Linked DNA regions of Homo sapiens: region 1 is linked to region 2. A link is a contact called in ENCODE Hi-C or POLR2A ChIA-PET data. All regions are on one chromosome and are shown on one strand. Each heading gives the region's core, a stretch centred on a gene start or an enhancer-like site at or near the end of the contact. The rest is flanking DNA. Distances are from core to core; before and after follow the strand shown.

Region 1 (7,360 bases), core at 3,192-5,691, 390 kb after region 2:
ATGGATATAAACAGAGAAAACAAGATATTCAATAGAAGCCCCCTACATTACTCTCTATATCTAAAAATCTTCCTTCAGGATTTTGATTTTCAGCAGCAGGTATATAAGGCTGAGTTGACCTTGACTTTTTTATACCATTATGAACTTGGGTTGTCACTATTGTTTCTTGCCTTTACTGAGTTGTATATCCATAATTTCTGGGATTAATGGAACCCCAGGAGCCCTATCTGTAGACCCCATGAAACTTCTGTTGAGCAGAATCTATAGATTTCCTGAAGGAAACAAAGAATTTTTCTTTCAAAGACCAACATTATGCATAGATATTGTATACCAGTATCTCCCAAATGGGCTAACTGACTTCTAGGAAATTCTTAAATATACTAGCTTTGGGGATTTAATTCAATTTAATTTTTTTCTGGCTTTAACTTTAATGCTCATATAAAAATTAATATAAGCTAATTCATAGTCATTTAAATAATCACCATACAATGGAGCACTGCTATGCAATATTAGATTCCCTATTTGTCTTTGGTCTAAGATTGAACTTGCCAAGTGACATCTGCTATAGGCACTGAGATTGTAGGTACTATAGCTATTTTTTGAAAAAATGCATTAGATAGACCTTATTCGTATACATACCACTTATATAATGCATTATTTCTAAGTATGCCAGTAAATAAGCAATGAGGTTGCTTTTGTGCCTGATTTGAGCCATGATTAAATTGTGCATTAATTCATTCAAGTATTCACTTGGCTAGGAATGGGGCTAGGTGAGGGGATACAGAAATAATGATGAAGTTTGCATTCCATTGTGGGAGTGATTGAAAGGATCAGAAAATATACAACTAAGTAAATAAGAAAATAAAGGCACATAACCAAGAAAATATAAGTTAGTAATACTTGCTGCAGATTTCAATGGAGCCACATGACAACCTCATCTTAACATGAGAACTTTAAAAAGTTATTAAGTGACACTACAATAAAACTTGCTCTTGTGGATAGCTTACTGGCAGAATTTTAGTTAAATGTGGAGTCTGATTATCATGAACCCAGAAACAAAACTTTGAAATTATGTATACCATTCTGTAAAGCATGCTAACATAAACAGGCATTCTTTACATTAGTATAACTGAAATGAAAACAAGGAAACTGATTAAATGTAGAAATAGAACTGTCTACATTTCTCTAATATTAATTCTGACTTCTGCTATTTGTTTTAGCACATCAATATCATCTGTCACATTGAATTAATGTTTTAATTATATTGGATTTTTGCAAATTTATATCTAATTTGTAATTTTGATTCTATGTGATAGTTGTATAAAAGCTCTAGGCATGAGATGCTTATGCCTTGTCCTATAGATGTTTATTAATTAACATAATTTATGTCAAAACTAGAGGTTCCTAATTTTATTTTCTTTAATATGAGTTATTAACAAAAATACTTATAACATTTATTGTTATTAAGCATGGCAAAATACTTTTAGAGACTAAGGAAAGAATGAATTACTACAACTTTTTGAGATAATAATCTGGCAGAATCTATTGAAATTCAAAAGACTCATACCATTCAACTCACTTTTGGGAAACAATTTATCAGAAATAAAAGCATCTTCATATGTAGTTTTATAAAGATTATCATTGCAGCATTTCAGGTACTGCCAAAAACTAAAAAGCAAAACTTTAGCAAATCAAACTTAACAATCTATAAAAAGAAAAATACGTCATGACCAAGCAGACTTTATCCCAGGATTTTAACATTCATTTTGCCTTTTTTCATTTTTATTCTTTTGTGAGGTACAATGGACTTTTCTAGAGGCTTTGTCATGTGTGATAACAACAGTTCTGATGGCTAGTAGAATTTGTGATTGTGTGCTCTTGTGTTTTAAAACTTTCTCAGTTTTAATTTATACTAAGGCAAAAGTACTTGTAGATATAACTCAAATAAAAAAAGCACTTTGGATCCCACAATATTTTTTACTATAAAATGTTTTTTATTTTAGAAGTTTCTAACAATTATTATTGCTAGTGTTTGTGAATCTAAGAGTTGTAATTTCTTTCAATCAACTGACTTTTAATACACTAGCTTCCTTTGGGTACTTTCTGATAAAGATTATTCTTTAAAAATATATTTATTTTGAAATATTTCAAACACATTTATAAATATGGGAATCGTATAACAAAGAGGCTTGTACCAACAACTCAGCTCTAGAAATAATCTTCCATATTTTCTTCTGATCTTTTAAAAATCAACCTCATCTTTTAGAACACTATTTGATTTACAGAAACATCGAGAAGATAGTAAAGAGAGTTTTCATATATCCAAATTTAGTTTCCCTTATTACTAACATCTTACATTTGTCACAATTAATAAACCAGTGTTGATACATTATCATTAACTAAAATTCATCTTTTGCTTCAAATTTGAAATAATGTGATAAAAATGGAACTTTATATCTGTTGTCTTCATCCCAAAATTATGTAACCCCAGTCTAATCATGAGAAAAACTTGAGAAAAATTCCAGTTGATAGGATCTTACAAAATACATCACTAGTATTCCTCATAATAGTCATAGTCATAAAAAAACAGAAATGTCTAAGAAAATGTCAATATTTGTTAGTTTTTTAAAATCTTTTTTTCTATTCCAGGATTCCATCCACAATGCCACATTACATAGAGTACCATGTCTCCTTAAGCTTCTCTTGGCTATGACATTTTCTTAGACTTTTCTGTTTTTTATGACCATGACTATTTTGAGGAATACTTAGTGATGTATTTTGTAGGATCCTACTATCAATATGATTAATATGATTTATCACCTTTGATGTTGACTTTCATCACGTGGCTATGGTGGTATTTGCCAGATTTCTATAATGTAAGGTTACTGTCCCCACACCCTTTTTTTTTAATGGTACTGTATGGAAAAAACTCATTATAAGAGTTCTCCCTCCCTTCACCTCCTTGAAGGTGAAGTGTCCATATAAATTGTTAGGAATTTTTATTTATGCACAGCAGATTTGTCCTTTTGCCTCTGTGTATTGATTTAATCAATTATTTATTCATATGACTCATTGCTGTGGTTTGAACGTGTCCCCAAAATTTCATGTGTTGGAAACTTAAGATCTAAATTCATATGCTGTTTGAGGATGGGGGCTTTGGGAGGTAATTAGGATTCAATAAAGTTTTCAGAGTGGGACACCCCACCCCCCGTGATGGCACCGGTAGCTTTACAAGAAGGGGAAAAGAGAAATGACATGCACGTTCTTGCTTTCTGGCCATTTGATGCCCTCCGTCATGTGATGATGCTGCAAGTAGGGTCTTACCCAATGCTGTCACCTTGATATTAAACTTCCCAGACTCCAGTACTGTTAGAAATAAAGATACGTTTATTATAAATTACCCAGTCTCAGGGATTCCGTTTTACTAACAGAAAATGGACTAAGACTTATGGATATTTATTTTATATGATGTGTTACAAATTTTTACTACTTTGCTTATCTTGTTGCTCTAATTATTCCAAAACTTGGCCATTGTGTGTTATTTATTTGGTTTCTATGTGCCTTTAACATACTTCTATCAATGTGTAGTGGGGTGCTTTATTGGCGTGAGGGTGGAGAAGTACTTTCTCACTTTCTGGCACTTATGTGAGATGCTACATCATCTCGTTTTGCCCCAGTCCTAGAACTGGCCATTTATTCAAGGAGCTTCCTTTTACTGGAAATAGTATTAGAAACCCAGACCTGGCTTGTTGAGTTCCAATAATTTTTAAGGGTTTGTATTAACTGGTGCAAAATTCATTTAAATATTGTGTATAATTATCCCTACAGATGTTTGGAAGAAAGCAGTGTATTGAAAAGAGCACAGGCAGACTTTGTTTTGAGTCAAAGCTCTTTATTTTAGGGGCAGTATGACCTTGAAATACTTAGCTACTCTTCTGATTACTTCTTCCAGCTTACTCAAGCCAGACAAACAAACTTGTGTTTCTTTGTAACTTTCCCAAAGCAAAAGAAAATCTTGTGACAAATACCATGCAGAAAAAAATATATATGTGTGTGTATATATATGTTTAAAATAAAATACTATACCTTAATGGTATCTCATAATCTACTGTAATTATTTACTCAGACACTGTAATATTACATACATTTTATCCTTTAATTCTTACAAAAACACTATTTGTATTATCTGTATTATTCTTTCCTTCATTTTAGACATAAGGAAACTGAAACCCAGGTTAATTTAACAAGTGTAAAGTTTCTAACATCGTGGCAGTTACATATTCAGTTCTAATTAATGTTATTCCTCTTGTCCTTTACTAATGTGAACAAACAATGATTAAAGAGTAAACGTTTGGCCTCTCTCATGGGCCAGGGAGTTGCTTGCTAGATCTTACTTGTTTGCCAGAGTGTCTCACAGAGTCAAGCATGCTGTGGGGGTTAGTGAGTCCGCTGGCTGGAAGCCATCCCCTTCTTGCCAAAGTTAAATGGCCTATATAAACTTTTTTCTAGAGCTGGTACACCAAAGGCATAAGTAACAACAGCAGTCATCAAAGTAACAATAATATTTGACAGTACTTGAGATTTTACTTTATACCAAGCACTATGTTAAGTTAATATTAATATTCATCATCTTATTTCATTGTCACAACAAATTTGCAAGGTCTTACTAGCCCATTTTTTTTTTAGATGAGAAAACTGAAGCTCGGAGTGATTAATTTTATTTCCCTAAGTAATGCAAATTGTAAGTTGCAGAGTCAGTGTTTGCAGCCAAGATTGTGTGATTCCAAACCTGTTTTCTTAGCTATTACACATGGGAGAACAGCACTTGTTGGCAAGTGAAGGATGCTATGGGCATTTTTTAGAACTTAGTAACAGCAACAAGCTTCCCTTAAGTTCTAGGGTTGCAAATATTTGTGCAATGCAAATGAAGAGCAGGGCTTGTGAGGATTGTAGAAAGGTAATTGATGAAGGCTTTACGCTTAAAGTCTGAACACTGAACAACTGTAGAAATACCTGATAAGAACTTTCAGCAGTAGGCACAGAAGTTCTGATACATGGAAGCAGAGATCACCTGGCATAAGAAAGGAAACCAATGTACAACACAGAATTAGAGTAAAATATGGGAATTTAGGTAGGACTAGGACAAAGATGTATCCCTCAACCATTCCCAGCAAAGTACATCATCATTTTTATTCTGAAAACAGTAGATATTAACATTTGACCTATTTGTAGTCTTTTATTTGTAGTTTTGGTATATGCCTTGTAGTGGATTATATGTTTTAAAAAGACTTTGTGATGGTTAATTTCATGTGCTAACTTGACTGGGCCATGGGATGCCCAGACATTTGGTCAAATATCTGTCTGGGTACATCTGTGAGGGTGTCTCTGGATTTGAATTCGTAGGCTGAGTAAAGCAGATTGCCCTTCCTAATGTGAGTGGGCCCCACCCTGGTACCCACCCAATCAATTCAAGATATGAATAAAATAAAATAAGCTGAGCAAGATGGAGCTCCTGTGACCTGACTGCTTTGAGCCAGGACATCAGTCTTTTCCTGCCTTTGGAATCGAACTGAAATATTGGCTCTTCTTGGGTCTTGAGATTGCTAGCATTCAGACTGGATCGACACCATCAGCTTTTCTGGTTCTCTGGCTTTCAAACTCAGATTTGTACTTATACCATCAGCTCTCTTGCATCTCCAGTGTGGGACTCGTCAGCTTCCATTATAGTAAATCTTTGTAATTTTTATAAGGATTAAAGATTGTCATATTAAGGATTATTATTATTCAAGGATTGAATACCACTACTAATAATATATTATATTATTAATTAACATGTCATTATTAATTAATATGTTATATTATTAATAATATGTTATATTATTAATAATATGTTATATCATTAATATGTTATATTATTAATATGTTATATCATTAATATGTTATATTATTAATAATATGTTATATTAATAATATGTTATATTATTAATGTTATATTATTAATATGTTATATTATTAATAATATGTTATATTATTAATGTTATATTATTAATAATATGTTATATTATTAATTATTATGTTATTAATAATAATTATATAATATATTATCATATAAGTATTATTATTGTATTAAGCCAATTACTTATAATAAATATCTCTTGATATATGATATATAATATATAGTATATATTAACTGTATATTTGATACATAAAATATGTAAAATATATATTATATATTTGATATGTATTTTATATATATAATATATATGCACACACATACATCATACACATATATTCTATTCTGTTTTTCTGGAGAATCCTGACTAATGCAGACTCCAACAATATTTCTATTTTCATACACTCTTACAGAACCTTACCATTCCTCTATTAAGAGTGTGTTCCCTCCTCTTGAACCTGTCTGGGTTTAGGACTAATAGAATACAGCAGAAATAACACTGTTTGAGTTTCGAGGCGAGGTCATAAAAGGTGACACAAATTCCAACTGCCACTCTCCCTTGAGACACATGCCTTGGGAGTGTTGAGCTTCCATGGAAGAAGTGCTTGACCAGATATGTGAGTGAGGAAGACTTCCAATGATTTCAGCTCCAGCCACTGCACAAAACAGCCTGAGAAAAAACTGCCCACCTGAGGTCAGTCAACACCCAGTACCTTGTGAGAAAGGTAATAATAATAATTCATTATTGTTTTATGAGACTAGCATGCAGTTTGTTATACAGCAAGAGATAACCAAAATATGTGCACGGAAATAAAAATACATAGAAAGCTATAAACCTAAGTATATGAATGCATAAGGATGTAAATTGGAAGTTATAATTGAGTGATTAAGATATAATAACTATCAGATACAAAAGTGTGTTGTGAGATAGGTGTTTCTATAAACATTTTAGAAACATATAACCAAAAACTGGGTTACACAACTTATAGGTTACTCTCTCATATCAAAAGTTTAAAGAAATTTAATTGCTGACATTTTTAGGTAGAAGTGTGAAGAGAATTTCTTTGGACAAAGCTGCCCAGTGATGGCAACCCTCCCTGTCCTCCCATCATCAAGCAGGAGGGAAAAGGTGCTTCCACAATCTTAAGTCAGTTAGACAGCCCCCAGCGGAGCCACTCAGAGGACTTAGTATCTTACTGCAGCCTGGGAAAGCTAGAGGATGAGAGATGGGCTGGTTAGCTGCTTTAGTGGTTGAGTGAGAAAAGCCTGACGCTAGAATAAGATCAGATAACACTCCTACCCTTTGTTGGGACAAATAACGCTTATTTCCAGTGGACTAGAGGTAGGCTAAGTGGAGACAGACAGTGCTATCCTGTAGATATTTTTAATTCTTTCTAAGAGAGTTAC
Region 2 (6,319 bases), core at 1,956-4,455:
ACTTATTATTTTTTGATATGGAAACTTCAGTTGAAGTGATGAGAGACAGCTGAAAAATGTCATGCCTATAAGAAAACCTCTTCTTTTTGACAAACGCCAGAGGGCGCTAAGATACAGGTAGATAGAGATATATAGCTATTGATATACTGTATATATGACTGGATCAGTGGCAAAGAGGAACATCTATTCCTTTACATTGTAAGATGACTGAATTGAACCTATAGTGATGGCTTATATGAATGTTTATTTTTCCTGTAACTTTGCCTGTGGAAGGAAAATAATGATATAGGCACGTGGGAAAACAGGTGCGCCTCGGTTTAAGAAAAGCTGAAATTAAAAAATTACCTTGTAACTGTAAACTAGTTGGTGGTTTACATTACAAATGTATTAGTCATTTGCTCATCTCAACAGAAAATTCTTCTTGTACATATTTGACATAAAAGTGGCAAGGATGTCTTGGTAATATAGTACATAAAAGGTAGATGACGTGAGGATGATAACCAATATCTAGGGTGATCATATATTTTATGGTTCAACCTGGGGCATTTTTGCACATGAAAGGGAGAACTTTTAGTAATTATTCTGGGACACAAGCATAAACAGCAACAGTCCTGGACAAACCAATAGTAGGAATATTGGTGTGCTACTTCAGAATTTGTACAGTAATATCTACTTCTGCCTACCTCCTAAACATTAATGACCCTAAATTCCTTTCCAGCCCTGATTACCCTCTGAATTGCAGATTCACATCTCTATCTGCCCTCTGTGCCATCACAGATATTTCACTTTTAAAATGTCCAGAGTAATCCATTCGTGTTCGTAGTCTTAGTCATCCACGTCTCAGGATGGAGCTTCTCTCTTTGCCATTTCTCACCTCCAACTGGTCACCAAGTCTGTTTCATTCCACCTGCCACTCTGGCCTCTCTTCCTCTTTTCCATGACCACAGTCTCAGTTCATCCTTGTTCTGTGCAAATTCTTTTCAAATGAAGGCAAGACAGCAACCCACTGCTCTCTTCTCTAGACCACTGTGGCGGTCTCCTAAGCAGTGCCCCTATTGTCAGTCTTCACTGGCTAGTCTATCATCCACACTGCAGAGGGACGTTTCTAAAGTGCAAATCTAATCAGCTCATTGTTCTGGGTAAATACCTGAATGACTTCCAGAGTCCACAGGCTGAAGTCCCCATGTTCACGAGCGTGTTTGGGAAGGTTCTTCACAATTGGGCCTCTGACAGCTTCTTCAGCATTATCTCCTCCTCTCTCTGCCTTACAATGAATCTTCCACAAGGCCACAGTTCCAGTCCCAAGAACTTAGCACGCTGCTTCACATCTATCTGTTCTCATAGTACTTACCCCTTGCTTGGGAGTATCTGATAAACTCCTACTCATTCTCAATATACAGGCCAATACTCACCTTCTCTGAGAAGCCTTTCCTAGTGTACCCATGCCAAAATATTTCACTATTTCTTCCTTAGAGTTACCGTTTAGCCTGTACCATGTTTCTCTTATTAAATGCTGTATCATAATTATGTTTTTACTTATCTGTTTCCCTGCTAGACTGAAGCATCTTGAAAACAGGGCCTTATTATATTTCAGGATACCTAGCACCTAGCACACTAACTGTCACAGGCCGGGCGCGGTGGCTCACGCCTGTAATTCCAGCACTTTGGGAGGCCGAGGCGGGTGGATCACGAGGTCAGGAATTTGAGACCAACCTGACCAACATGGTGAAGCCCCATCTCTACTAAAAATACAAAAAGTAGCCGGACGTGGTGGCACATGCCTGTAATCCCAGCTACTCAGGAGGCTGAGGCAGGAGAATTGCTTGAACCCAGGAGGCAGAGGTTGCAGTGAGCCGAGATTGCGCCACTGCACACCAGCCTAGATGACAGAGCGAGACTCTGTCTGAAAATAAATAAATAAATAAATAAATAAATAAATAAATATTATATACAGATGTTCAATAATGCTTCTGGAATAGAAATGTAAACAGTTATCCCTCAGCATCCATGGGAGATTGGTTCCAGGACCCCACAGATACCAAAATTCATGGTTGTTCAAGTTTCTTACATAGAATGGTGTAGTATTTGCAATACTATAACCTATGCACATCCCCCTATATATATTATATCTAAATTACCTCTAATACCTAATGCAATGCCTATACATCACTTCGTTCATATGGATTCAAAGTAATACTCAGCATATGGTAAATTTGTATTTTGCGTTTTGGAACTTTGTGGAATTTTTCCAAATATTTTTAAGCCATGATTGAATCTATGAATACAGAGGGCCAACTGTACTTAATTTTCTCCTGCCTTTTTGGCAGGACCAGAGATGAGGTTCAGATGCTTTTGATGCTTGGAGATAGCCTACTTTCCTTTTAGTCCTGTGGGTCTCTCTGCATGAGTTGTCATTCAGGTAGCTTCTGCTGTGGTTCAAGGAGTAGAAGTGGAGGAGATGGTGCAGTACCTCCTGAGCCGCCCTTGGAGACTGTGCTTTGTAACTCTGGGCTCTGCAGTGGACCTTCAAGATCCAGATGGTGAGGGGCAGCACTGAGATTGGGAGAGGGCCACATCTCACCTCTGCTTGTAGCCCAGTGACACTCTGACCTTGAGCACAGTGGCTCTGGGAACATGGAAAAGTAGAATCTTGGCACGATCTTTGGAATTTTCATTGCAGACAAGATCAGCAGCACCAAAGGGAGCATCTTTTGAGCACTGGGTATTTATGAACACAGATGGATGGGCATCCTTTAGGGGAATCCCAGACATAAGTGGTGGGAAAGGGCTGTAGGACTTCCCAGTAGAAGGCTGGAGAATTTAGAAAGGGAAGTTCAGACAAAACCCGTAGCTAGGTGGATGTAACTTGTGAGATTTGGGTCACATGAAATCCATGTGGCAGGTAATTTGCAAAAAGTGGTATTACTTATCAAGTTCAAGGGGCAATATTACTGATTTTTATACACAATGAACTCCTTTACTCTATTTAAAGCCAAATATTAGTTACTTTCTTGATAGAAGGCTTTCTAAGACACAGCTTTCCTTAAATCTAAGAATCAGTCATGGACTTTTCTAGAGCAAGGGCTTGAAGAATGCTTAAAAAGTCATTAAGACCAGCCCTGGGCATTTGTTTTGAAATGTTTCAGCAGGTTTTTGCACCATCAGGACTGTGGTCAGAACATTATATTCAATAAAAATAGATGGAAACAGCTGGGTGAAAGTTCCTAGTAGCTTTATCATCAACCTCCTGTGTTGGTGGTCTGCCCTTCTTGTCCGGGAGCCTTTTCTACTGTGATGTTAACTTTCAAGCGTACATTATTTCCTCTCCACGAAAGCCTGCATTTAGCTTACATTAGAAGTGGGGAAATTGTACAACAAAAGGATCAGGAATTCTGCCTGGGCTGTGGGAGGAGCTAATCTTGGTGAAAACATTTCCTCAGATGTTTTCTTGAAAATTCTTTCCTCAAGAAAGAATTAAGGCTGGGCGTGGTGGTTCATGCCTGTAATCCTAGCACTTTGGGAGGCTGAGGTGAGCTGATCACCTGAGGTCAAGAGTTTGAGACCAGCCTGGCTAACATGGTGAAACTCTGTCTTTACTAAAAATACAAAAATTAGCCAGGCGTGGTGGTGTGTGCCTGTAATCCCAGCTACCCAGGAGGCTGAGGCAGGAGAATCACTGGAACCCGGGAGGCGGAGGCTGCAGTGAGCCGAGATCACGCCACTGCACTCCAGCCTGGGCAACAAAGCGAGACTCCATCTCAAAAAAAAAAAAAAAAAAAGAAAAAAGAATTAAGATAGTTTTAGCAAGTTTCAACCATATCTGATACCAACATGAAGTAACAATGAGTTTCCACAAATATTTATTTCTTGGTATTTCCTTTACTATTTAAGAGATTTCACTGCTCTTCAAGCACTAGTGGTTGGATTAATATGTGCCATTGCCGGGAACTAGGGACACAATTTTCATGATAATCTCTTAAAGGGTTTGGGGTCCAAGGTCAAAAGAGAATACTATTGTTATTTTATTTTTTTAAAATTTTTGTTGATCATGAGAATTGTTTATAATGTCAACTACCAGTTTTGGAAAGCGGCAATTCTGAAGTACTCTGGCCAGTACTGGTGGAATATCATTAGAAAAAAAAAAAAAAACTGTGTTAAACATTCTAATATGCTAAATATGGTGCCTCGTGACTTAGTTTGTAAAATTAGTATAGCACATGGATGGATGTTTTTCCATTAGGCTGTTGCGGAGTGCGTTGAATAGCCTTTCACATTGACTCTGCTCATGTTTTAATGTTTTTCCTGTTAATTCCTGACAGCTTTTACAAGTTGTATTTTTCTCAATATTTTTCTCTGTCTAGTTGTCTTTTTTGTTTATTTAGTTGTTTTATTGGATATTTGAAATTTTATCTTGTCAAATCTATCTTTTTATTGAAATTCTTTATGTTGTATTTAAGTGTTCTGTTATTCCCTTTGAAGATTTAATAAGTAGTTTGTTCTATTTTCTTGTGGATTTGAGATTTATACTCAACTCTTTAAACGGGCTAATTTATTTTAGTCTGTGGTATAAAGTGATGGTTGAAAGTGGTTTTTTCCCTGCCAAAGAGCGAAATTGCTTTCTCAGGACAATTCCCTTTCTTTCCATTTATCATTTAATGTATACTTTAACCAATATTTAAATTTTATATTCTATATAATAAATTTTAATTCTGGATGCTCTGTAGCTCTTAGTCATAAGATGCCTTGGCAAACACCTGAATGACCATCCTAATTAAACAAATCAACCGTATCAACCCACCGCAAATACACAGAAAATTCTCCACAAACATAGCTTTTCAAGAAAAACAATCAAAACGAGAGGAGACGGTAGAGACTGAGTATGTTAACTTTCTCCACAGGTCTGGTCTTGATTTATTTTAAGGCACATGGGTCACTGCATTTTTTCTGGGCTGTGTTAAGCCTCAGTCGTTTGTGACCAGCCAGCCTCACATCAGCTAAATCCTTTCTTTGAAGGCTGTCCCAGAAACTGAATACATACATACGTACCTTTTCAACTAATTCCTCTACGTCAGACAGAAGGCTTTTCATCGTGTTCTCAGCATTGTTGATTTGTATCTTTCTTAGGGCGTATTGGTTTTCTCTTTCTGACAATTTTGTCTGCAGAAGAATGTGTTTTGAGAATAGTCAATGGGCACACCAGGTTTTAAAAAATGTACATAAAACTCTTTCAGTGTAAGAGGACTCAGAGTAGAGTGTGAGGCTCTTTTCTCAAAATAGTGGGGTCCGCAGGCTGCTGCAGCCTGATATGAAGGGTGGGGTCTGCAGAGGGGACTGAGGCCCTTAGGGGCTAAAATTCTGCAAGCTCCACTCACTAGACCAGGGATGCTGGTCAGGGGCTGGGTTGACCATGGGGAAAGGGCTCCTTTTTCTAATTTGTACAAAGGTACAATATAGGCTGGTGGTGGCCCTGGGTGTCTGAGCTTTAGAATTTTAATTTTGTTAGGTCTGGAAGAACTGACCAACCCATCAGTATTGATGTAAATGGAGTATAGAAATTAACTTTCCTCATTTTAATGCAAGTCTCTTTATTTCAGACCCCTGGCTTTCTCCTTTTTCATTTTCGAGGAGTTGGGTCTAAATGCGGCTTTACTGAGATTACTTGGGAGTGAGCCCTTCAATCTTGACACTGACTTCCTGTCTGCCATAATGATTCCTGTCTTGAAGTTGTGCCTTTGAGGAAAGAGAATCTGAGTGGTTTCAGGAGGCCTGGATCTGGGTGACTCCCCTGGGGGGTAGTGTCTTCATGTGTTCCAACAGGTAATTTTGGACAAGAACAATTTCAAAGTTTAGAATAAAATTCACACCAAGATTCTATCCAGGCTACAATACAATTTTTGTTTTTGCTTACACTTTACATATTTGGCCAACTGCTATGGATATCATTTGCACCTCCAAAAAGCAATGAGTACTTAGTATGCCAGGTACTGTTCTAACTTCTGTACATATATCAATTCACTGAATTCTCTCAACAGCTCATGAGATAGAGGCAATAATTATTCAGGAAACTGAGGAATTATAGAGGTTAAATAACTTACCTACGGTCACACAGCTAGTGGGTGTCAGAGCTGGGATTTGAATACAAGCAACCTAGTTTCAACGTCCATGCTCTCAATCATTTTCCTAAATTGACTAACAAAGCAAAACAATGTGCTGGTATTGAATTCCATTTTCCCTCAGCTAATGATTATTATTTTAAAAATATCCTTTTGTTGTGATAGAAGCCCATGATTTAGTGGGAAAGAAAACTTGTAAATCTTAG

What was found. Hi-C counts contacts between places; a loop is a spot of excess contacts on that map. ChIA-PET counts read pairs that join two places held with the same protein, here RNA polymerase II (POLR2A). Pooled maps may share reads with other maps.
Region 1: a map with no recorded cell type shows a loop between it and region 2 (2.3-fold over the local background). The contact joins two enhancer-like sites. A Hi-C loop is called at or near these places in 1 of 37 single-sample maps with no recorded cell type and 2 of 50 pooled maps. POLR2A ChIA-PET finds 5 or more read pairs at or near these places in 1 of 52 experiments (naive thymus-derived CD8-positive, alpha-beta T cell).

What each region holds. Positions count from the first base shown.
Region 1 is chr6:112,567,255-112,574,614 of GRCh38, forward strand. No RefSeq gene overlaps it. Among named protein-coding and RNA genes, the nearest start is that of RFPL4B, 220 kb to the left of the region's middle. Within about 2 kb of position 4,442, at least 5 of the 41 ENCODE cell types and tissues checked have a DNase peak (open chromatin) inside an H3K27ac peak, as active enhancers do.
Region 2 is chr6:112,180,191-112,186,509 of GRCh38, forward strand. It overlaps LAMA4 (laminin subunit alpha 4), which reads right to left. Exons shown (of 39, transcript NM_001105206.3): 9 at 5,047-5,157. Among named protein-coding and RNA genes, the nearest start is that of LAMA4-AS1, 53 kb to the right of the region's middle. Within about 2 kb of position 3,206, at least 2 of the 41 ENCODE cell types and tissues checked have a DNase peak (open chromatin) inside an H3K27ac peak, as active enhancers do.